Regions from separate parts of the Homo sapiens genome. Here regions 1, 2, 4, 5 and 6 are each linked to region 3. Evidence: chromatin loops called from intact Hi-C (ENCODE). Cell type or tissue: heart right ventricle. All regions are shown on one strand.

Region 1 (4,000 bases), 76 kb before region 3:
ATGCTTGTCCGGTAGACTGAACAAGGAAAAATTCACAAATAGAGAGACTACAAATTGGAAATAAACCAGAGACAAATTCTGAAAGGGCTCTAGCCAGGAACACAACACTTTGCAGAGTGTGAAAGCCATGGTGCACAGGTCTTGGCGGCTACAATCAAGAGGGACAACTTTGTATACAGCATTTCCCCTGTTCTCAAAATAAAGTCATCCTAGAGGTGAGAGTCTGCCTTCCATTACTCTCAGGAATCCATATGCCCTTCCTTAGAAGCTCCACTAAAAATAGCATTATCCCGGCAGGGCACGGTGGCTCACGCCTGTAATCCCAGCACTTTGGGAGGCCAAAGTGGGTGGTTCACCTGAGATCAGAAGTTCGAGAGCAGCCTGGCCAACATGGCGAAACCCTGTCTCTACTAAAAATACAAAAAATTAGCTGGGTGTGGTGGCGCACTCCTGTAGTCCCAGCTATTCAGGATGCTGAGGCAGGAGAATCCTTGAACCTGGGAGATGGAGGTTACAGTGAGCAAAGATTGCACCACTGCACTCCAGCCTGGGTGACAGAGCGAGACTCTGTCTCAAAAAAAAGAATAGCATTATCCCAGACAACTCTGTCTCTTCCCACCAGGGGACCTACAAAGGCCTGTCCATTTTGAAACCACAGAATCAATAACAAGAGATCTTAGAAGATGGCTGGTGTAGTGCCTCATGCTTGTAATCCCAGCACTTTGAGAGGCCGAGGTGGGTGGATCACCTGAGGTCAGGAGTTTGAGACCAGCCTGGCCAACATGGTGAAACCCGTCTCTACTAAAAATACAAACATTAGCTGGGTGTGGTGGTGGGCACCCGACAAGAGCAAAACTCTACCAAAAACAAACAAACAAACAAACAAAAAACGAGATCTCAGAAGATGAAGCAGCTTTTCTGTGTTATGACTAAACTTACAAGCCACTCAGCCACCTAGATTGTGACTTTAGAATTATTTTATCAGAAAAATTTGCTCCATTGGGATGTTGTGCTGAGAAGGAATGTGATGCCCATCTGCCTCCTCAAAGGTGTTGTGGTTTATTACCTTTTAATAAACTGTTCTTCTTGCCTTGTTGGCGCAATGGCCACTTTTACCTTGGAAAACTTAAAAGGCTGCAGATGATTTCTATGATGTGTTCTCTCCAAAAGGAAGAAAGGGAAGTAGCACTGGCTGAGTGCACCTTGGTTCCAGCTGCTGTGCTAGTCGCTGGTAGACGGTCCTGTGGGGCCCTCCCATAATCTCAAAACAGAAAAGATGCTGCCCAGTTTCACAGCTGAGAAAACCCATGCCCAAACAGGTTAAATGACTGAACCACTGGCCCATGGCTCAAAAGGAGGAAAGCTAAAATTAAATCTAGGCCCAGTGAACTCCAAAGCCTTGTCATGTAATGCTTGCTGGGCATTGCCTACTTGGGAGCAGAAACATGAGAAATAGCAGTCTTAATCTTATGAACTGAACTTTTCTTCAAAGTGATCCAAAAGATGATCCAAACCTCAAATTAATCCTTAAAGTTCAGTAAGGAGTTTAACAGGCAAGATGATTCCTCTTTGGGAAGTACAGAGAGAATTCTGCACGAGACTGCTTACAGCATCTAGAGATTTTGCAGCCAGACCCTGATATCATCAGCCAGCTTTCAGCGTTTTTGCAAGACCGTCTCTAGGTGGTGCAATGACCATGCGGTTCTGTTTACTGAGGCCTGTCTATTTCTGGCTGGCTGGGTATTCAAAAGTGAAAATATCTGCTTGTCAAAAGTTACTGGATCATTTCCAGCACTCAAAATCATTACTAAATAGTCGTTCCAACTTCTCAACTCTCTGATGCAAGACTGGCCTGGGAGAAGTTGCAGGGGAATAACTAAAATCAAAAACTAAAAAAGAACCATGGAAAAATAAAGAAAACCAACACTCTCTTATGATTATTCTCTGTTCAGAGTCTTTGCTTTTTCTAGGATGACTTTTCAAGTCCTCATAAGCGCTAAAGGCCTTAAAACCACCTCCAATTAACTTTCAGTTAAAAAAAAAAAACTATTATTCTGTACTCATGAAGCAGAACACTCCCCAGACAGGGAAAACTAAGACAGAGATACACCAAGACTAAACTGTACAAGGAATTAACAAGAATGTTAAGACAGATGGAGCTACATTGAGAAAATGTACTCTGATTTTGGAATACCCTGGTCATCTCACATAAGAACAGGGTCTGAAAATAAAAAGGAGATGCTTCATAGCACACACCCCCATTACAGATAGCTCTCACAGGGACCCAGATTCTATAGTAATCCTATCTCCTCCATGTGGTTGGCCCCCAACCTCTCTCTCTCCACAGTCCCTCCATACTGTGCATTCTGGGATCCAACTGCCCCCGAGGAAAATCACTACTGGGACAGAGACACATGCATCCCGGAGGCAGCACATGGAAAGAATTCAGGTTTTGGATTTTCTACATAGCTCAGAAGAAATCCAGGCACTGGCAGGAGGAGGACGATAAAATTGCAGTCACAGGAGCACCCTAGAACCAGGCTCTCCCTCAGAAGAGGAATCAATTAAGAGTATTTTCCAAATGTACATGCCCTGATTCTTCCTTGGTAATTTTGATATGACTTGAGGGTAAGAGAGATTGGGTGATTTCGCAAAGCCTCCCAAGTGACCTCGATATGTCTTGCTTACCACATAAAAGTAAAACTTGGAATTGAGGGTGAGGTAGAAAGTGAGTCCCATCCGCCTTCCCTGGACCATCGCTCTGGCAGAGGGGCTCTGCCAGCAAGGTCACTGCCACCCTGGAGCTTTGGTCATCGACACACAAGTACAGGAAACTCACCCGCTCCACCAGTCATGACATTTTTTGCTAAAATTTTAAAAAATTGATTCAACTAAAAGATAAAATGGAATGCCAAGGTCGAAACATAAAATATAATGATACAAAAATAATTTCAGAATACCTCTGTAAAGCAAGCTGCAAAGCTGAATATGCAGTAAGTATTCTTATTTAAAACGTCATATTAAAACTAACACTATAAAAACAATAACTGGACAGAGTGTTAGTTTTTTAGGTTTTTAGGTTTTTTTAGTTTAAGAAACACTACTGGAGAGAGTTAAAAAAAAAATGAACACTGCTGGTTAAAATGGACATGACTTTCTGTGTGTGGAAAGCAATTAGACAGTATCAAAAGCCTTGAAAACATATCTCATACAAAGTACAGTTCCACAAATTTATCCTAATAATGTGATCATGGGTGTGCATACATTCTGGGCTGTAAGATATTAATTATAGACTTATGGTAATTTCAAAGCATTGAATCATTTAGTAAAAGGGCTTGGTTAAATAAATTGTATTACATCTAAATAATGAAAAACAAATCAGTAATGAAACACAGTAATATGAAAACATTTTCAAAGAATATTCCCATGAAAGACAAGCCTTCTCAAATAACACATAAAGCATGATACCATTTGTCAAACTATGTATAAATATTATTATTAGTATATATACAGATATATACATTGTGTGTATATATATATATTTGGGTGTGTCTGTATATATGTATATGCATGAATATGTATATATATAAAATATATACACCTTATATATATACACACACAGACACACACATACAGATATATAGCTTATATATTTTTTTCCAAGGAAAGAGTATTTGGAACTATAAAATAATGCCTGGTGATTTCTAATCACCGAAGCCAAAATCTCAGTAATGCCATTTATGATGGGGATTAAAATTGAAATCCAATTTTACAACTGCAGAATTTGATATTAGCCGAAGGTCACTCAGAGACTTCATGGGGAGAAAATCGAGAATATAGTGCAAACAGAAATGAAAACAATGGATTATATTCAGGACAAGCTGTGTTCTGATTTGCAAACTAAAAAAAAAATCTAGGAGACAACCTATTAGCATTCATAGCAAGAGAGACCTTTTAAGAAAACATAAATTGTGTTAATGTCATCAGGATTAAATTTCAG
Region 2 (4,000 bases), 68 kb after region 3:
AATATCCTTAATAAGGATCTCATAAATTTGTCAGCTGGGCGCAGTGGCTTGCGCCTGTAATCCTAGCACTTTGCAGGGACCAGGCAGGTAGATCACCAGGAGTTCTTGCCTTCTGCTGGGGATGAAGCTGAAGCTGAAGCTGTCTGCAGCCATGCTCCCTCCATGGGGAAAGGTCATCCACAATAGGAAAGAATGAGGCAAGGAGAAGCAAAGACAAGTCAAGAGGAAAACATTCAAAAGGGAACAAGGACAGAAGGCCTAGCTATGTTCAGTTTCTGTTGAGTTTCCTAACACTTTTCCTTCAGTTCTCTGTACTACCCTAACATCCTTCCTAGATAGACAAACTAATAAATTCCTCATTACGCTAAATCAGCTTGAGTTGTTTCTGTCCCTTACAATTGAAAAACTCCTAATATATCAACCTAACCATATCTGTTTACTGCCCTGAGTTCCAAACTTGTCATTAAATGACTGGAAGGCAAAACAGACTGAAGTTACACACTCTAACCTTGCAGTCAAGAGGAAATGGTCTTTTGCTCCCCAATTCTAGAGCTTCATATAGCTGCAAGTCCACATCTGTGACGTAGCGCTCAGCACCTAGGGCCTGCCTTTCCTCTGTGGGACTGCTATCAGAAGTCACGCATGGATTGCAAGAGTTAGTCTCACTCCAGCATTTCCCACACAGCACCGCTTCTCTGAGTTATTTATAAATGCAATGCAAAAATAAAGAGTCAGGATTCTTGGAAAAAACTGAATAGAATAATATCCACTAATAACTTACTAGTTCACTTACTATATACTTTTAGAGACAATTTTATGAATAAGGTACCATTACTAGCCTATTTTATAAACAAGGAAACCAAGATGTAAAGACATTAAATATCTTGCCCAAAGTCTCACATCCACATACGGAACCCAGCCAGAATGAAATCTACATGTCTGATTTGATAGCTCATGTTCGTAACCACTATGCCATTTTTTTGTTTAATAGAGATGAGGTCTCATTATGTTACCTGGTCTCGAACTCCTGAGCTCAAAGGATACTTCTTGCTGCAGCCTCCCAAAGTACTGGGATTGCAGGCATGAGCCACTGTGCTGGGCTCTACGCCGTTCTTTTCAAAGTTTCCTTTACTGCAGGACTTCTCAGGGACTTTAACGTAACACGTGTTCTGTGAAATGTCCATATGCAATCTATAATATTTCCCAAATGTATCTGTCCAGAAAACTTTTTTTTTAACGAAACATCTTGCGGCACACGTTTCTCATAGGACATACTTTGAGACTATTTGCCTCCTCGGTTTCTCAGAAAGAATCGCTAAATAGTCTTGGCCAGAAATGCAATGGAAAGTGGCAGAGAAAACTTTCCGTTAGTCCCATATTGAATTATCACCACCTGCATCTATGGGCTTGTCTCCAGGAAAGTAGCCCAATTCTTTTGAGTAACTCTTTCCAATTCAGAGAACAGTAAAACTTCTATTAACTGCAACTTCTACTGTGCAAAGCAACGGAAGATAAAACAGTAAAAGAAACAGAATACTTGTATTTGTGATCATTTGAACATCTCACTTCCTGCTTTAAATCTGTGGTGACTTGGGACCTCTAGGATATAAACTTTTCACAGCCTGCATCCAGGTACCACCGGTGCATCCTCCCCCACCCAACGAGTCCCTGCTCCCCAAACCCCAGGCACATCCAATGGCTCTGTAAGTCTGACATGGAAAACTGGTTCTACCTTAAGACTGCCAATGGTCCATTTGCGGCACCTGCTGGTGGCAATGCGTAAAGGAACCCCCCAGACTAAATCAGGATCATCCCCCAGCCAGCTATGGTCTGGGTAAAGAACTAGAGAACTTGAGACCAACGTTTGCTATCTCTTCCCTCTTCATAAATGGCTTGCCATTTCCTGAGCCTGCTAAGGTCCTTTTGTGTCCAGAATTGGTGCGTTCTCGGTCTCACTGCCTTTAAGAATGAAGCAGCGAACTGTCGCGGTGTTTCAGTTCTTAAAGATGGTGTGTCCAGAGTTTGTTCCTTCAGATGTTCAGATGCGTCCGGAGTTTCTTCTGGGGGGTTCGTGGTCTCCCTGACTTCAGGAGTGATACCGCAGACTTTCACCGTTAGTGTTACAGCTCTTAAAGGTGGCGCGTCCGGAGTTGTTTCTTCCTCCCGGTGGGTTCGTGGTCTCGCTGGCTTCAAGAGTGAATAGCGAAGCTGCAAACCTTCGCGGTGAGTGCTACAGCTCATAAAGGTAACACGGACCCAAATAATAAGCAGCAGCAAGATTTATTGCGAGCAGTGAAAAAAAAACAAAGATTCCACAGCGTGGAAGGGGACCCAGGTTGCTGCTACTGGCTCAGGTGACCTGCGTTTATTCCCTTATCTGGCCCCACCCACACATCCTGCTGATTGGTTCATTTTACAGAGAGCTGATTGGGCCGTTTTACAGAGCGTTCATTTGTCTGTTTTGACATTGTGCTGACTGGCGTGTTTACAAACCTTTAGCTAGACACAGAGTGCTGATTGGTGTATTTACAATCCTTTAGCGAGACACAAAAGTTCTCCAAGTCCCCACCCAACCCAGAAGCCCAGTCGGCTCCACCTCTCGCTTTCACCCTGTCTTTGTTCAGAATGTTCTCTCTACCTCCAATGTCCTTTCCTTCCCTTGGGTCTGCTTCAAAAATTCCCATCTAGATTTCAGTGCCAATCTCATGCACCAGTTTCTCTTAAAGATCTCCCTGACCTCACGGCCTCCCGTGCTAGAAGTAACTGCCCTGAATCTGTCTTCTTAGGCGCTTACAGTGACCTACCAGAGCACTTTTCCACACCTTATCCTATTTGTTTATATGAGTTCTCTGAGGGTAGGACTCATATCTTACTCATCTCTGTTGTTCCAGACCTGATCAGACAGCATGGTAAAGAGCAACTCAATATTTTCCAGACAAGTGAATGAATAAATGAACCACTCTTTCCTTAAAACCAAATTCAAAGATTAAAATTACAAATGTGAAGGATTACTCAAGCCAGTGATGCATTTTTAAAATCCAGAATTCCTTGCACAGAAAACCTTCCGGCATTTCTTCAAGCAGCAGCTATTCATTTGTTCCCACTGGACAGAAATAGAAAGGGAGCTGCTGAGAGGTGAGAGGAGGGCCTATTCCAGATTCCTTTTCCTCCTGGAAAAATTCTTTCAAAAACAAGATGAGACCTGAGCTGAGCCACTCACTCTCTTCCCTTCACTCCAAGCTCTCTTGCGCTTTGGGAATCAGCATTTCAACTGGAAAGTTCATCATTTTGCAAACTAATGCACACACTTCCTCCCTTGTTCTGGTTTTCTGGATATTTGCTTTTCAAATTCCTTTTCAGCTGTTGTAATGCCAGTGGCTGCTCCCTTCCTCCCAGCAAGCCTGTCACTCGGTGATGTGTGCAGACAGTCCCCAGTGGAGGAGGCAAGGCTCGAGCCCAGTTCCCTATCGCAGAAACCAGACTCGAAGCCACAGGAAGTGCTGGAGCATTTCCACCATCCTGTGAGCCAAACATTCAAAGTTTCCAAACCTGCTGATCAAAAAACAATATGTGAAACTTCTTTCTTGGGCCTCTCTCCAGCAACAGCAGAGCTCTAACTACCACCCCTAGAACATTTGATTGCATCAGATTACCAGCGAAGGCCCCTGCAGAACTCTGGGCTGTGCCTCCACTGGGTTTCACCTGACAACCCTCGTACACAGAATTAGTCATTCTGATGCATAATGCAATGCCGCATAGCCGCCTCTCACGGAATACCATTAGGCTCTTTCTCCCGGCCTGACGTCCTTATTCCCAGAGGAGCACAGACTTTTATGAGGGCTCTGGGGTCAGTTGTTGGCCTGGGTGTTAATCCTGGTTCACCCACATTGAAAACGCTGTGACTCTGGACAAATTACACAACATGTGACCCTCAGTATCCTCATCTGTGAAACTGGAATGACAGAGGTACCTTTCTCATGGGATTATTATGAAGATAAAA
Region 3 (4,000 bases):
ACCTATTTGTGGTCTATAAACACAGAACATGAAGGTGAAGGGCCTGTTCTGCAATAAATGGTTTGCTCTCTCTGTATCTGTAATAAGATCTGGGTCAAAAGGAGCAGACAGAGATGGGTAGACAGTTCCCAGGAGCCCAGGGAATCTGCCAGGACATGGCAAGCCTGAGGGAAAGGACAGAAGGAGCCTGTCTGTCTCCTTCAGTGTTTTAATCAAGGACTTGTGGAAGATAGAGAGAAAGAACAACATGCTTTTCTGGAGACGACAAACTCGCCTTAAAGGGACATGCACAACCAGATGTCCACGACTGCTCAAAAAAAAGATTAAATTTAATTTAAAAAAAGCAGCCCCCTGTCCAAAGACACCAAGTTGCTTGCTTCCTTAGCCAATTTCACATGATAGGAGCCAGCACATACCTACTTTTTGCCTGGTGTCTAGGCTGGGGACTAAAAGCTCAGGGTAGAACCCAGTTCATGTCCACATCTCTAATACCCCAGGATAAGAATTACTGACTCTAATCTGTTAAACAGTAATGGAATGTAATTATGTAGATGTGAATCTTGGACTTGGCCTTGAAGTTAGGTGTAGGCAGTCCCCTTAAGCACAGCAGCTGAGGGGGGCCATCTTTGCATTTCAGACAGTGGGGCAGCCCCAGCAAGGGCATTCCCTTTGGGATCCACCATTATGATTCCATGGGGAAGGCCTCAAGCCTCCTGCGTCCGGCCTCTGCTCTCCCTACCAGGGACTGCTTCAAAGCAGCTCTGCCTATCCAAGCTTCTGGCAACAGAGACACGTCTATAGTGCTGCACAGCCAGCGGCCAGCTGCTTTCCTCTGACAAGTTTATGCACCATCCGTAGGTTGTGATGTCCCTGTGGTGGCCATGCCCTCTTTGAAGAACCCTGGGGGACAAGCAATGCCTGCTCTTGGTCTTTAGTTCCTCAACTGCCCACTCTTCCTCAAACTGGAGGCCACAGCTTCTTTTCTGCAACTGCTTCTTCTGGACCCATAAGAGTTCAGAGATAGTGTGAGCACTAGGGGAGTATGATACACATTAATAAAACCTCTCGTGGGACAGGTGCTGTGCTGGGAGGACAATGAGGAGTTAGGGAGATGGAGCAACAATGGTCTGGTATCTGGGAGAAGCAGAGGACTGGGAGGAAGGAAGCCCTGGTTGGCCCTGACCAACTTACTTCCCACGTGACCCTGGGCATGTCAATTTGCTTCAGACCCTCAACAACTGAATGGAGGCAACGGACCCAGGGCCATAGGTCAGTTCTCTCCCCTCCTCTTTCATTTGCATTGCCATAAACAAAGAGGAAACATTTACAGCTTTTGAGCAAGATTACTGATGTGATGAAGGGGATGTTTTAGGGAATGAATTTGTTGAAGCAGTGAATGAGATGGGAAGGGAATGCGTTCAGAAGACTGAGCGAGGTGAGGGAGGACTTCAGCAACACACTACTCCCTCCCTCCACGGCAGAGCTTGGCCCTTATTACATCAGACTGCAGGCTCCAACCTTGACATCGCTGGCTCTGAGCATCTCCCAGCCTCAGAGTTAACAACCCAGCAAACAAGGCCAAGATTCAAAAGGTTAAGGAGTAACAAGTTCTATAACAAGGCTATATGCCTTTGCTCCCATATACAACAACTAGGAGAGTCAATAGGATGGTTTTGTAACATATGACTAAGGCCTTTGAAATGTTCAAATTCTATGAATTTATCCTACCAACATATCAGAGATGCAATCAACATTTTATGAAAGATGTTTACTGCAAAACGGTTTAAAGAAAAAAAAAAGCTAAAAGCAAGCCCAAATATTCCAGTTATTCATTTATTGTCTCTCAACTCAAAACCATTCTTGGCCCTGCTTTCTGACAGGTTGCCAGCTGCGGCAATGTGACACTTCACCAATAGAGGGCACTGGAGTGATTCTGCCTGGGGAAAGGACATTCCCTTTGGGATCCACCATTACTATTCCATGGGGAAGGCCTCAGGCCTCCTGCACCCGGGCTCTGCTCTCCCTACCAGGGACTGCTTCAAAGCAGTTCTGCCTACCCAAGCTTCTGGCAACAGAGACACGTCTATAGTGCTGCACAGCCAGCTGGCCAGCTGCTTTCCTCTGACAAGTTTCTGCATCACCCGTGGGTGGTGATGTCCCTGTGGTGGCCATGCCCTCTCTGAAGAACTCTGGGGGACGAGCAATGCCCGCTCTTGGTCTTTAGTTCCTCAACTGCCCACTCTTCCTCAAACTGGAGGCCATAGCTTCTTTTCTGCAACAGCTTCTTCTGGACCCATAAGAGTTCTCTTTTACTCACAACTAACCAGCTTCTACTAGTTGTCAATCATTTACATTGGAATATACCCTGTTTAAATAACAGTATGGTTTCTGTATCCTGACTAGATGCTGGCTGATATACAAAGTCTTGCAAATGTCCCCTAACACAAAGGAAAACTGAAGCAAATTATGGTAAGGCAGGCCAAAGATACACCATGTAGCCATCGAAGTGCTGCTATGAAAGAATGTTCAGTAATATGGGACCCTGGGACACTGTATTGTGGTGACAAAAGCAGAATGCAAAATAGCAAAATTGCACCAAACATATAGAATATAATGTGTGTTCATGCACTAAGTACTGGTGACCAGTTTGAGAATCCCATGTACATTGCCATCACTTGCAACCTGCAAAAGAAGGGGAAAAAAGCAGGAAAAATGCCTAATATTATGGGTATTTGCCCAACCCAGCCAATGAGGAGTGCCTGTGTTTCCAGGGGAGAAGCAATCTCCCTGGTTTTGCACAGAAGGGACCTGTACGAGTTGAGCGAACCACGTTGAACAGCCTTATTTTTCCATCCACTTGAGATAAGAGACCTGATTGCCAGCCCTTCCCACTGCCAGCAGTTTTAACTTACCCCTCAATCAAACGACATGTGCAAATGCTTAAACATGGGGTGCAATGGGCAAGTTAGAGCCTGTGGTCTCAGAAAGCCACAAAGTGCTACAGAGACAAGAAAAAAGAGCTGCACTTATAGGAAAGAAACTCATGCTTGTAAAAAGAAAAAAAAAAACATTTTTAAAGGGCCATTCCAGTGGCATGAGCAGGGATCACTGAAGATGCTACTACAGCTGGGAAAATACTAACTCCATGGCCCATTCTAGGCAAAACAATGCAAATAGTGGTCTGTGGAGAGAGGATGAGATAAAAACATTTACAGCTCACAGCCAAGGAACAATGCGGCTGGAAACACTAGGGATGGAGGAGTGGCCAAGCTTGAGGCAGCAGGGTGTCACATGACATCCTGAACATAACCTGCTGTGGCATTAGCCACCCAGACACTAGTGTCAGATGGGCCTGATCCAAAACTTGGCTTCACCAGTAACAGCTTTGTCACCTGGGAATTTGGCACAGCCCCTGGCAAGCAATAGGTGCTCAGTGAATACAGGGTAAATGAATGATGGGCAAGACAACGTCTTGGGGCCTCCCTTTCTGCAGTGCCACATGAAGACAGTCAGACCCACACCACACAGTGTTATTATGGGCATTACACTGGACACTGCTAATAAAGCCTCTGCTTGGCTCATTCAGTAAATGTGTAGGATCCAATATATTATTCATAAAAAGGAGGCAGCTTCAGTACCACACTCCAAAAGAAATGGAAAATCTGCCAAAGAAGGAGGGAGAGAAGGGAGAGAATCTCAGGCAGAGGAAATAAATACAAGTCCGCCCATTTGGATCCCCAGCCTTAGATAATGAAATATAGGGATTCTTTTTCTTTCTCTTTTTTTCCTAGTCATGGATGTCTTAGAGAACTCTGGTGAAGTCTATGGATCTTCTTTTCAGAATGTTTTTAAATGCATAAAATAAAATAAATAAGCTTGCAAAGAAACCAAACAGTTATCCAAATATTTTAAAAATTGTATCATAGGCTGGGCACAGTGGCTCATGCCTCTAATCCCAGCACTTTGGGAGGTGGAGGCGGGCAGATCACGAGGTCAGGAG
Region 4 (4,000 bases), 210 kb after region 3:
AACCAGACTAGCCAGACTAGACACAGGGCAAGGTATGCACCGCTGTCGTCATGGAGCAGGCCCTTGCGTAACGGGCCCCGCTCTCCCACTTGGGCTACGCACGTTCCTAACTAACAAAACACGACGCTCATCCTTCCAAGGCCTCTGCAGATTAGAAACAGAAGGAGCCCTCCCTGCTGCCTTGGTGTGTTGGTAGCAACACAAAGTAACAATGGAAAGTAAGGGGGAAAAATAAGAAAACCGTAACACGTAGAGGCAATACTTCCCAGAGCAGAGTTGCCTGGGTTCATGTACTCTAGGTACAAACAGGCCTTTAGGACCTCAGCGGACCCTGAAGACACTGCCGCGTTCAAACACTGCCCACGAATCCATTTTCACACTGTTAGTGCTAAGTTGTAATGAAACGGTTACATTTTATTCTTTACTCAGTTGAAATTAGAGTAGTGGGAAATATATTTTAGAATATTGTCCATTTGAAATATTTTAAAACAAGTGAGTTTAAAGCAGCAAACTTGTGACTCTACAAAAAAAATCTGGTTTAAAACAACAAACATTCATTTCAGGGGGTCCTAGAGAGACAGAGCTTGCGCACGCGGGCGCGCGCACACACACACGCATACCTACAGTATACACATATGCGCACTCATACACACATTCCTATACAATAATTAGCTGAACTTCAGGAAGATGGGTTTCTTTTGTGTCTCAAACTAGGAAAAACAAAATAAACTGCTTTGCGTAAAAAAAAATTAAAGTTTGAAAATATCCACAGGGAGTAAGCAATACATTTCTTTAAACTCCAGAGATCAATGTAATTACTTTAAAAGACAGATCAATGTGATTCAACTTTTGAATATCTAATATAAATATCACCCATTCTTTCCAGAAGAGATTCATTTTCATTACATTCTATAAAATACATTTTTCCCCTTCTGCAAAGCTGAAAGTACTTTCCAAATATCCTATTACATAGAGTTGAATCTGCCACTCTGAATTTTCTTGGGGAGATAGTAAGCTAGCAAAATTTCATCTGGAGATTTTACAGTGAAACCTATAATCCCTGGCCTTCAAGATACAAGCTATATAGGAAGCAGAAAAAAAAAGGTTTCAGAACATCACAAACTTATGAACCAATTGTGGTTTCTGACTACTAGAAAGATTGAGAGCAATCTAAATTTAGTTATCAGAATTTTGCATAACAGTCAAGCCAAGCGCATGCTGGAAAAGCAAATTGAGTTCCCTACTTCATCCCCACCAGTCTGATGCAGTAACACTGGAGGCTGGTGGCCTTGCCTAATTTTAATTGTCATTCCTGGTGGTAGGTGACTCACTCTTTGAGGGGCCCTGGCTATTTGAGTAGGTCTTTCCTTCTCTCTCTTAACGTCTGTTTTTTTCATCAAACACTTTGGAATTCAGATGTAAGATAGTCGCCTCTTCAAGCTTAAAATTTATCCTCTCCATTGGAGGTTATTATTCTAAGTGAAGTAACTCAGGAATGGAAAACCAAACATCGTATATTCTCACTTATGAGTGGGAGCTAAGTTACGAGGACACAAAGGCATAAGAATGATACAATGGACTTTGGGGGCTCGGGGAAAGGGTGGGAGAGGAGGTGAGGGGTGAGGGAAAAAAGACTACACATTAGGTCCAGTGAAGACTGCTTAGGTGATGGGTGAACCAAAATCTCAGAAATCACCACTAAGGAACTTATGTAACCGAACACCACCTGTTCCCCTAACACCTATTGAAATGAAAAAGAAATTTAAAAAAATTACATTAAAAAAATTATCCTTTTTTTTTTTGACCTTGTTGAAAAAGAACATATTTATCCCTTTGGTAGCTTTCTTGGCCTTGAGTATACCACCTAGCGGAAAGAGGGGTAATTGCAGGTTCTTTTGAAAACAAAAATGCTTTGAATGTTTCCATGACTCTAGGGAGATTTGGCAATCAGACTTTTTTGTCCAACATTTCCAGGAGATGTGAATGAGCTCTGATTTCCACAAGGTATCATTAAATCTTAAGCACTTAGCAAAAATATATTTAATAACATACTTAAAATTATTAATTATTGCTGGAATAAGTATTTTGTTTAGGGTAAACTTTCGAAATGATTTAGGCTGGCATTTCATCATTTTTGATGTGATACACGTATGTTTTATAGTACATTGGGCACCCTTGTATAATTACTATGTTTAACTCATCTACAGTTTGTTTCTTCTATTATTATTATTATTATTATTTGAGAGGGAGTCTTGCTCTGTTACCCAGGCTGGAGTGCAGTGGCACAGTCTTGGCTAACTGCAACCTCCATCACCTGAGTTCAAGCGATTCTACTGCCTCGGCCTTTTGAGTAGCTGAGATTACAGGCACCTGCCACCATTCCCAGCTAATTTTTTTTTTTTTTTGTATTTTAGTAGAGATGGGGTTTCACCATGTAGTTCAGGCCAGTCTTGAACTCCTGACCTCAAATGATCTGCCCGCCTCAGCCTCCCAAAGTACTGGGATTACAGGCGTGAGCCACCGCGCCCAGCCTGTTTGTTTTGAGACAGGGTGTTGCTCTGTTGCTCAGGCTGGAGTGCAGTGGTGCGATCATAGATCACTGCAGCCTTGACCTCATGTCCTCAAATGATCCTCCTGCTTCAGCCTCCCAAGTAGCTGGGACTACGGGCACACACTACCACTCACAGCTAATTTTTTTTGTATTTTTTATAGAGATGGGGTTTCACCAGCCCAGGCTGGTCTCAAACTCCCGGACTCAAGTGATCTGTCTGCCTCAGCCTCTCAAAGTGGTGGGATTACAAGTGTGAGCTACCTTGCCCAGCCACATCTGCAGTTTGTGTATAATTTAGATATGCCTATTTTGTGGGATTTAGGGCAGAGTGTTAATCTTCTAAATTATTACCAGAGTTTACAGTTGAGTCTCTGATTTTGTAATAAGATGTTTGTTAGAGAGACGGTTTGTTCTGAAATTGGTCAGCTTTCTAACTCTCAACTTTCACATTGTTCCTTATCCTTAGATATAACTTGCTGGGTGATGTCCCACACTTGTTGGGTGATGTTGGTGGTTTTAAAGATGGGCTACCAGGCTGGGTGTGGTGGCTCACGCCTGTAATCCTAGCACTTTAGGAGACCAAGGCGGGCGGATCTCCTAAGGTCAGGAGCTCGAGACAAGCGTGGCCAACGTGGTGAAACCCTATCTCTGCTACAAATACAAAAATTAGCTGGGCATGGTGGTGCATGGCTGTAATCCCAGCTACCAGGGAGGTTGAGGCAGGAGAATCGCTGGAACCCGGGAGGCAGAGGCTGCAGTGAGCCGAGATCGCGCCACTGCACTCCAGCCTGGGTGACAGAGTGAAACTCCATCTCAAAAAAATAAATAAAATAAAATGAAGATGGGCTGCCTACATAAGGAACTCAGGGAAATCACTGCTTTAAAAGCTTTCTTGACAAATGATGCCAGAGAAAATTTAATTTTATGCTGAATGCAAAGCCACAAACATAAATGGATAGTGTAGGGTTTCCTGTTCTAAGATTTCAGGAATAAAATAGGAGAAGCCAAGTTCTGTCCTTGTCCCATGCAACATTATAAATTAGGAGTGCATTTTGATAGTCCCAAAACTATACCTTAATTTAAGAAAATGGAATACAAGCAATAAATATAATACTATAAATACATACAATAATTATGATATTATAAATATGACTCTATAAAAAAGACAGTCCCTGTTTCTTCCCTTCTTATTTGTAAGACATCGTCATCTTCCAAGCTGTCTTAATTAACTGCCACCCATAAGCATGACTGTTGTCACAGATGGGTGCTATTCAAAACGGTTAGCAATTCATTTACACACGCCCCCAAAGGAGAAAACACGATTCATTCAGCTGAAAGAACTGCCTGTGAAAGCAGAGTGGAATTCTCAGTGGTGGAAAATATAAAATAGATTGTCCCGAAATAGACTGCCACTTGGAAAGTGTCTTTTGCTTCTGGTGGTGGTAAGAG
Region 5 (4,000 bases), 220 kb after region 3:
AGACATGAAAGGCCACATATTGTATAATTCAACTTACATGAAATGTCCAAAATAGAGAAACAGGGACAAAAAGCAGACTAGCAGTTACCAGAAGCTGAGGGAAACAGTAATGAGAAATGATGCTTAAAACAGGGCTACCTTCTGGGGCACTGCAAATGTTCTGGAACTAGACAGTGGTGAAGACTGCACAACAGTGTGAATGTGTTAGACGTCACTGAGTTCTCTATTTTAAAATGATTTAAGTGGTGAATTTCATGTAATGTGTGTGTATTTTACCAATATCGCTATTTTTAAGCAAAGAATCCAGTGGCATTTAGTATATTCATAATACTGTACAATGAAAGCCTAGAACATAGTAGGTGCTTAATAAAGATAAATATATATTTTTATAAATTTATGTTTTAATAGAATTATGTGCTCTTTAAAAAGATTCAGATAATACAAAAAGTTTTAATTATAATAACTATGTAAGTACAATAGCTAACACATTCATTGTTTATTTTTTTTTATTTTTATTTTTACTTTGAGACAGGTCTCACTCTGTTGCCCAGGCTGGAGAGCAGTGGCACAATCTCGGCCGAGTGCAGCCTCTAACTCCCGGGCTCAAGCAAGCGTTCCACCTTGGCTTCCCAAGTAGCTGGGACTACAAGCATAGGCCATGACACTCAGCTACTTTTGTTTATATTTTGTAGAGATGGAGTCTTACTATGTTGCCCAGGCTGGTTTCAAACTCTTGGGCTCAAGCAATCCACCTGCTTTGGCCTCCCAAAATGTTGAGATTACAGGTGTGAGCCACTGTGTCCAGCCTCATTCATTGTTTACAAGTTCTAGATACTGCTAAGGTTCTATGAATATTAATATGTTTTATCCTCATAACTGCTCTATGAAATGTGTTATTCTCATCCCTGATTTATAGATGATACAACAGAGGCTCAGAAAGGCTAGGTAACTTGACTAACGTCACATAGCTCATAAGTGGCAGAGCCAGAAATACAAACCATACAGCTTGTCTCAGCATTACTAATATCATCAAGTGTCACCTTCTCTCATGACATGAGACGTCCTTTCCTGCTCATATTTGGGGAGGGGTGGAGATTGTCTTCCATGCACCCCTGAGTCCTCCACTTGAGCCCTGCTCCTCTGTGGCATCTATTCCGTACCACAGTGGGTGACCTTTCATTGCATTCCCATTCTGGCCTGGAATGCACTGGTGTTGTGACCCTCACTTCACAGGTCCCTGATGGCAGACTGATGGGTCATGTTGGGAATTGGAGGTGGTGACCTGACACAAAGTTGGTTAAAGGGTCAGAGGAATTAAAGGGAACTGCAACATATGAGGGAAAGAATTGAAAACTTCGCCTTTAGTGTGAATTTCCCCTGAGTCCATGACATGAACACTCTTGTAGGTCTCTTATAGGAACCCTGAGTTCCTGACTTCCACATCCATAGGACTCTGCTCTTGCCTGAGAATACCTTCTTCTCTGAGCCTTTGTTCTGTGACTTTGCACTGTCCCTTAAGGAGATTCTATCTTGATGACAAGGTTTAGTCTCCCCCAGCCACATCCATTCCTCTCCTACAGTAATATTTTTCTCCCATTCTGACCCTGGAGCTCCCCCTGGTCAAGCTGTTGTGTCCCCCTGTGGAGTATTTTGAGGGGAGTTATTCTTCCACTTACAGCTCATTATTTTACTACTAAATATTCCACTAACATATATTCTATGTACTATGAATATATTTGGTGTATATCATTTCATATGTTGTCTTTGTATTCTTAAACACGAAACCACACTAAAGAAAACAAATGCAGTACAGTGTGTTTAATTGCTTTTAAGGTTAACTGTATCTCATGGACATTTATTAATGTCAAACACAGAGTTTCATAATTATTTTTTGCTATTTTAAACTAAATATTTTATTTTTATTATTTATTTTTTACATTGAGTTCCTGCCCTGGGACCTTTATAATTCTTAATGGTTGTGTAAAACTCCATTGTGTGGCTGAACCATCATACGTGTTGAATTCCAGCTTGATGGATGAAGAGGTTATTACCCCTTCCTGTCTGTGGCACACACTTCCCTGAATACACATTTTTTTTTCATGCATATTTGCCACATTCTAGATTTTCCTAAGATTTGCTAGTTTAGAAATAATATAATTTATTTAATCCACTCACAATAAGTACCTTTTTTCACTTTTAAACCACAGAAAAATGAATAAGTAGAAGTGTGAAAACACACATATGTATATTTGTGTGTGGGTGTGTATATATATGGTGTGTGTATATATGTGTGTGTGCATATACATATATATGGTACATTAAGCATTTCAAATTGGGATGGGGATGAAGAGAATGCATTGGTTAGTTCAATGGAGTTGAAAATTTGATGAATATTTGTCACAAAGTGGCACATACTTATTTAAAAATAAATTCCAGATGAAATATAAAAGGTAAAGGACATTAGATATCAAAAATGTTAAAACTTCTGTGCTTTTAAAGAACTATAAACAAAAAAGTAAGACAGATGATAAACTCAGGAAAATATTTTCAGTCTATTAAAAAGAAATGCTGGATTTAATATGTTAGAATGGTTATTAATGAAAAAAGAACAAAATCCCAATGAAAACATGGCTTAAGGATATGAAAAGGCATTTCATGGAGGAGAAAGTACAGTCAGTAAGCATGTACTGATTAAAGAGATGATGTAGATTAAAACAACAATGGGATTCTACTTTTGTCTATAAAACTTAAACACATTAAGTTTTTAAGTTTTATATGTATTTAAGTTTTATAGATAAAAGAATCCCATTGTTTAAGTATATTACATTAAGTAATGTACTTAATTACATTACTCTATATTTGTGAGGGCATTGGGTTATTGAAAAGCAGACTCACTCATTTTTGGTGGCAATAGAAATTGAAATTACTATTTCAGTTTCTGTTACCAAACTGGAGAGCAGTTTAGTAATCCATTCGATATCTGTTAACTCAGGTATATTCTTTAGCATAAGAATGTATATAAAGCTGGGTGTCTAGTTATCCACCCATGCCACTGCAAACATTGCCACCATCACCACCCCACCACTCCTGTTACTACCATTACTACCCTCTTCCCTTTTTTTTTTTTTAGATGGAATTTCACTCTTGTTGCCCAGGCTGGAGTGCAATGGCACGATCTCGGCTCACTGCAACCTCTGCCTCCCAGGTTCAAGTGATTCTCCTGCCTCAGCCTCCTGAGTAGCTGGGATTACAGGAGTACACCACCCTGGCCAGCTAATTTTGTATTTTTAGTAGAGACGGGTTTCTCTATGTTGGTCAGGCTGGTGTCAAACTCCTGACGTCAGGTGATCCACCCACCTTGGCCTCCCAAAGTGCTGGAATTACAGGCGTGAGCCACCACGCCCAGCTGATACCGTATAATTCTTAATACGACCTTGTAAGAGAATATATTTTTATCTGCGTTTTTCACTTGTAGAAGAAGGAAGATCTGTATGATTAAGTAATTTGCCTAAGGTCATACAGCAAGGAAGATTTGAACCCAAGTATTCTAGCGTTCTAGTGATGATGGCAGAGTAGTCAAAATGATTTTTATTAGTTTCTGCAGTAAATCATTTCAGAAATTTTTTACTTCTTCAAGTATTCAAGATATTTCCTTTCCGTTATGAGGATTTTTTTTTCATAAGCTACCCCAACCCTTTTTTTCTACGTAATCTTCAAATAAAAATTGGGCTAGGTGTGGTGGCTTATACCTATAATCTCAGCACTTTGGGAGGCCAAGGTGGGAGGATTGCTTGAGCCCAGGAGTTGGAGACCAGCCTGGGGGCAACACAGTGAGACCTCGTCTGTACAAAAAATAAAAATATTAGCTGCTTGCAGTGGCAAGTGCCAGTAGTCCCAGCTACTTGGGAGGCTGAGATGGGAGGATCGCTTGAGCCCAGGAAGGCAGTGAGCTGTGATCGCGCCACTGCACTCCAACCTCCTGGGTGACAGAGTAAGACCC
Region 6 (4,000 bases), 230 kb after region 3:
ATGATGAATTTAGGCAGGACCCATGGAAACAAATCCTGCGGAGAGCCTGAGCCAAGTGGAATTTGCCTCTGGAGAGCTGTGCCTGCCTTTCACAATGGAGTTCCACACAGGCAAGTTCTTTCTCCCTCTCCTCCATGTGGACCGGATAAACACAACATCCCTGCTCTGCCTTACTCAGCTCTATTGCTCAGTCCAGAGACATGTTGTTGTTATGAGATCTATAATCAACAGCCAGATTCGACTTTCTGTATGGGATTTTCTATCAAGGAAGGTTGTTTATGTCTTAATCAACTGTAGCATGCAACTCCTGCCAACATATGTGTCACTGTGATTTCCATATTGAAGACTTCCCTTCCTCAAAATGATGTTTATTTAGTCTGTACACTTTGTTTAGATTCTCCTCATGGAAATTCTGGTTTTAGGGTTATGAAAGTAACTCTTACAGAGCTCCTAAATGTGGTGAGCTCCACATGAAAGCTGGCTTTCTTGAAGCTTATTATCAATGGATTGCCATGCACAGAGGGTAATGGAGCTTAGAGAGGGCATCCACCTATCTTGCAACAGATAGTCACATAATGCACAACACAGGGTTCAACAACTCAGAGGATTTTCAGACACTGAAACAACATAGGGCTGTTCTGTTGTTTAGTTGTTCTTTTTTGACCTCCTATCTTTCTATCTCTATTTACCCCCACTCTCCTTACCTGGATTCTTAGGAAGGAAAAGGCTGTGTTTTTGGAGACAGAAATTAAATGAATGAAGCCTATCCTAGTGTGCATTCCTATGAGCTCCACCACCATTCCTGTAGGAAAGACTCATTGTTCACACATGCTGGGCTTAGAGAGCAGTATTCTTCCACTGCCCAGGAAAGAGAAATATAGTGTCTCCTTCCCCCTTATGTTTTGTAGTATTGATGCAGGGGGCACGTGCTGTCAACTCACTCGGAGCTATGCACACAGAAATTTCAGAACGTTTTAAATGTTATAAAATTGCAAGTTAATAGCAGAAAGGGGTATTTGAGGAAATTAGTCTTTCAAATAATTTATCAGAGTGCTTACAATTCCCATTTCAAGGCAGGTGAAGTAATAATGGATGGTTGGGACTTGAATCATATTCAATGCATGAAGTAGAAAGGCCATCTGCATCCAAATTGTTTGAGTAAATGGAAGAACCAGAACTGTCTGGGCAGATATTGCTGCTGCTGCTGCTGTCACCGTTTTAACTCGATGCCGAGTGGCAGCCCTGGGAGAAGGCAAAGAGAGCTAATGCTCATTGCCTTAAACAAAACCTTCCACGCGAATCCACATGCTACCCTTGTACCTCCCAGGCTATTTGAACCAGAAGTCAAAAAACAATCAGTGAAGAGTTTGGTTTCCTTCGAGAGAGAAGCCCAGCATTAAAATGCTGGTCTCTTCCTTGAATATGACTCCCTTGGTGTTCTAAAATAATAAAATGGCAATATCCTTTTAAACCAAAAAGCAATCTCCTCAAAATAATTATAGTGCATCAAGGATAACTTGCAAATATGCTCCAGGAAATCAAGGCAAAGAGCAAATCAAGGGAAAAATAGATATTTCCTCAGTTAAGGCTGATGCAAATGGCAGCACTTTTATAGCATTTGGTCCTGGCAACATGGCTCAGCTGGGAGAAAGAACACCTAAAACCTGAATCCCATTAATTTTACAATACTATTTCCGTAGGGTTTCCACTGAGACTTAGCAGGGTTTTTAGTATCCTTTTGTGGGAACATCAATACAATTATTTGTGGAGTACTTTGCAAAATGATCTGGGTCAATAATATACAGCCAGAATAAAGCGAAAAAGCCTAGTTTGGAGCTCTATTACCACTAACAAACCCAGCTCCACTGAGCAATTGTTTTTATGTGGTGATTTAAATTATGCAATAATTTAACCGACATGCTCTGTGAGAGAATCATTTATCCTCTGTTCTCTAACATGGCTGTCTTGGAAAGACTTACACCTTTAGAGAGAACATTAAACTAAGACAGCAAATAAGAGAGGAAGAAAAAATGATCACAAATACAAAATTTAGGGGAAAATGCCACCTTGACTCCCTCCTGCCCTCTGCTGGGTATTGTATGCATCCTCAGTCCACCTCAGTTCTTTCTACAGGACAGTGTTGAGGTGATCTGGGTGTGACAAATATTTCTATTCTGGTGAATCTTATAGGTAAATATAATGAAAGTGAGTCAAGGGTTTGCTTTGTAAGTTTTCTGTTTTTTAAAATTGGGATAAAATAGACCTAAAAGTCCTCATTTTAGCCATTTTGAACTATACAGTTCAGTGACATTAAGTATACTCACCTTATTGGGAAACCATCACCACCAACCATCTTCAGAATGTTTTTTCATCTTGCAAAAGTGAAACTCTATCCATTGAACACAAACTGCCCCTTCCCACCCTTCCCCTAGCCAGTTTGCTTTCTGTCTCTACGAATCTGAATGCTCCAGGTACCTCACGTAAGAGGAATCATACAGTATTTGTCATTTTGTGATCAAATGTTTATTTTTAAAACTCATAATGAAATACTATAAGAATATATAGGTAACAATGAGAGGAGATGAACGAAGGAGTATGTAAGAGTTTTGGGACAAACATATGAAGGAGGAGAGAGGGAGTTAGCAGGAACAAAGTGACAAAATGAGAGAGCAGCAGTGTAGCAAATCCTGGCAATGTGCTTCCCTGTTAAAATGCTGTGACTTGGCTGGGTTCGGTGGCTCACGCCTATAATCCCAGCACTTTGGGAGGCCGAGGTGGGTGGATCACTTGAGGCCAGGAGTTCGAGGACAGCCTGGCCAACATGGTGAAACCCCATCTCTACTAAAAATACAAAAAATTAGCCAAACGTGGTGGTGCATGCCTGTAATCCCAGCTACTTGGGACACTGAAGCAGGAGAATTGCTTGAACCCAGGAGGTGGAGATTGCAGTAAGCCCCCAAGATCCAGCCACTGCACTCCAGCCTGGGAGGCAGAGCATGACTCTGTAAAACAAAAACAAAAAGAAAAACAAAAAAACAAACCTGCTGTGACTCAAAATAAGCACCAAAGAAGTAAATTGCACAAGGATCTACAACTAGCATATGCTGGAGCCTGGTTTGACTCTATCCTTTTGGGCTCCAGAGGTTCACTGGATCCATGTCCTTATCTCATGAACCAGTTTCTTCCAGTGCAGTTTCTCATTTTGTAAAACGTTAAGAAATTTTCCAGGGGTTAAGAGTACGGCCCTTGCTCACTGTTCATCTCATGCATGCAGTGATCACCTATCAGTTAACTTTAGTATGCCTGACCCCCGAGACCTTGAGCCCCAAGTATCTGCCATTATCCCACCCTTTGCCTGAAACCTTATAACATAAAGGTAGCTGTTTACTACTTGCGACCCTGGGATTAGGACAATAATTGTCCCTCAGGTCTACTCCATTTAGGTAAGCTTCTTGAAAGGTGCTTGGGGGGCTTCTAAACTGTGTGATTTGTAGAATCAGCAAAAGGATTAGTTGAAACAAACCGAAACCACACTGTATTCCTTCTACTAAGCACAGGTATAGCCAACAACCAAGCAACAAAAAGAAAGCCAATTAATGTTGGTGTATTGCCAGGACAGTTGAGCAGCTACCTCCTCGCCAGCCTAGTGGAGTAGTGGGAAATGCTCATGGAACCTCCCGCTGCCACCTGGTTCATCTCTAGGTCCCACTCACAACAGGACCCTCCAGGGGGGTCTCCTGGCATCTGGACTGATGTACTTTGGTTGCCCTCCCTGAGGGGGTTATGAGTTGACACTTAAAGTCACAGAGTCCTTACTATCTGCTGCATTTCTAACGCTCTAGCTGCCGATGTTCCTGTTTGCTCTTGGCAAGTCTGTGCAATTCCTGGAGAGATGTTCTCATTCTGTAAATCTACTAGCTGTTTAAATACAACAGCAAACAGAGTGACCTTCTCACTGTCGGTTCCGGCAGTGCTGGGAGAGTTTGATAGTTTTAACAGA

The links. Peaks named below come from ENCODE experiments on the same cell type or tissue, not always from the same donor. Only the 100,000 strongest peaks of a DNase experiment are listed, where the experiment ranks them.
Region 1: a loop joins it to region 3, with 2.8 times the contacts of the local background. A loop is called at or near these places in 10 of 110 quality-filtered maps.
Region 2: it touches region 3 in a loop (2.2-fold over the local background); 23 of 110 quality-filtered maps call a loop at or near these places.
Region 4: a loop joins it to region 3, with 4 times the contacts of the local background. A loop is called at or near these places in 47 of 110 quality-filtered maps.
Region 5: a loop joins it to region 3, with 3 times the contacts of the local background. A loop is called at or near these places in 47 of 110 quality-filtered maps.
Region 6: it touches region 3 in a loop (2.6-fold over the local background); 11 of 110 quality-filtered maps call a loop at or near these places.

Annotation. Positions count from the first base shown.
Region 1 is chr7:37,206,977-37,210,976 of GRCh38, forward strand. All of the region lies in intron 13 of ELMO1 (engulfment and cell motility 1), which reads right to left. Among named protein-coding and RNA genes, the nearest start is that of ELMO1-AS1, 210 kb to the left of the region's middle. In heart right ventricle, a CTCF peak has its summit at 1,674; a DNase peak (open chromatin) is centred at 1,695; H3K27ac peaks cover 1,072 bases.
Region 2 is chr7:37,351,300-37,355,299 of GRCh38, forward strand. All of the region lies in intron 1 of ELMO1 (engulfment and cell motility 1), which reads right to left. Among named protein-coding and RNA genes, the nearest start is that of ELMO1, 96 kb to the right of the region's middle. RefSeq lists enhancers at 1,848-2,349, 1,880-1,939, 1,990-2,039, 3,076-4,000, 3,539-3,688. In heart right ventricle, a CTCF peak has its summit at 1,777 (motif pointing left); DNase peaks (open chromatin) are centred at 1,763, 2,492 and 3,482; H3K4me3 peaks cover 1,310 bases; H3K27ac peaks cover 3,762 bases.
Region 3 is chr7:37,282,988-37,286,987 of GRCh38, forward strand. The region is part of intron 4 of ELMO1 (engulfment and cell motility 1); the gene reads right to left. Among named protein-coding and RNA genes, the nearest start is that of ELMO1, 160 kb to the right of the region's middle. RefSeq lists a silencer at 3,058-3,352. In heart right ventricle, CTCF peaks have their summits at 1,905 (motif pointing right) and 2,112; DNase peaks (open chromatin) are centred at 1,924 and 3,298; H3K27ac peaks cover 3,908 bases.
Region 4 is chr7:37,493,925-37,497,924 of GRCh38, forward strand. No RefSeq gene overlaps it. Among named protein-coding and RNA genes, the nearest start is that of ELMO1, 47 kb to the left of the region's middle. In heart right ventricle, a CTCF peak has its summit at 1,860; no DNase peak of the experiment used is centred here.
Region 5 is chr7:37,500,511-37,504,510 of GRCh38, forward strand. No RefSeq gene overlaps it. Among named protein-coding and RNA genes, the nearest start is that of ELMO1, 54 kb to the left of the region's middle. In heart right ventricle, no CTCF peak of the experiment used is centred here; no DNase peak of the experiment used is centred here.
Region 6 is chr7:37,508,154-37,512,153 of GRCh38, forward strand. No RefSeq gene overlaps it. Among named protein-coding and RNA genes, the nearest start is that of ELMO1, 61 kb to the left of the region's middle. In heart right ventricle, a CTCF peak has its summit at 2,089 (motif pointing left); no DNase peak of the experiment used is centred here; H3K27ac peaks cover 405 bases.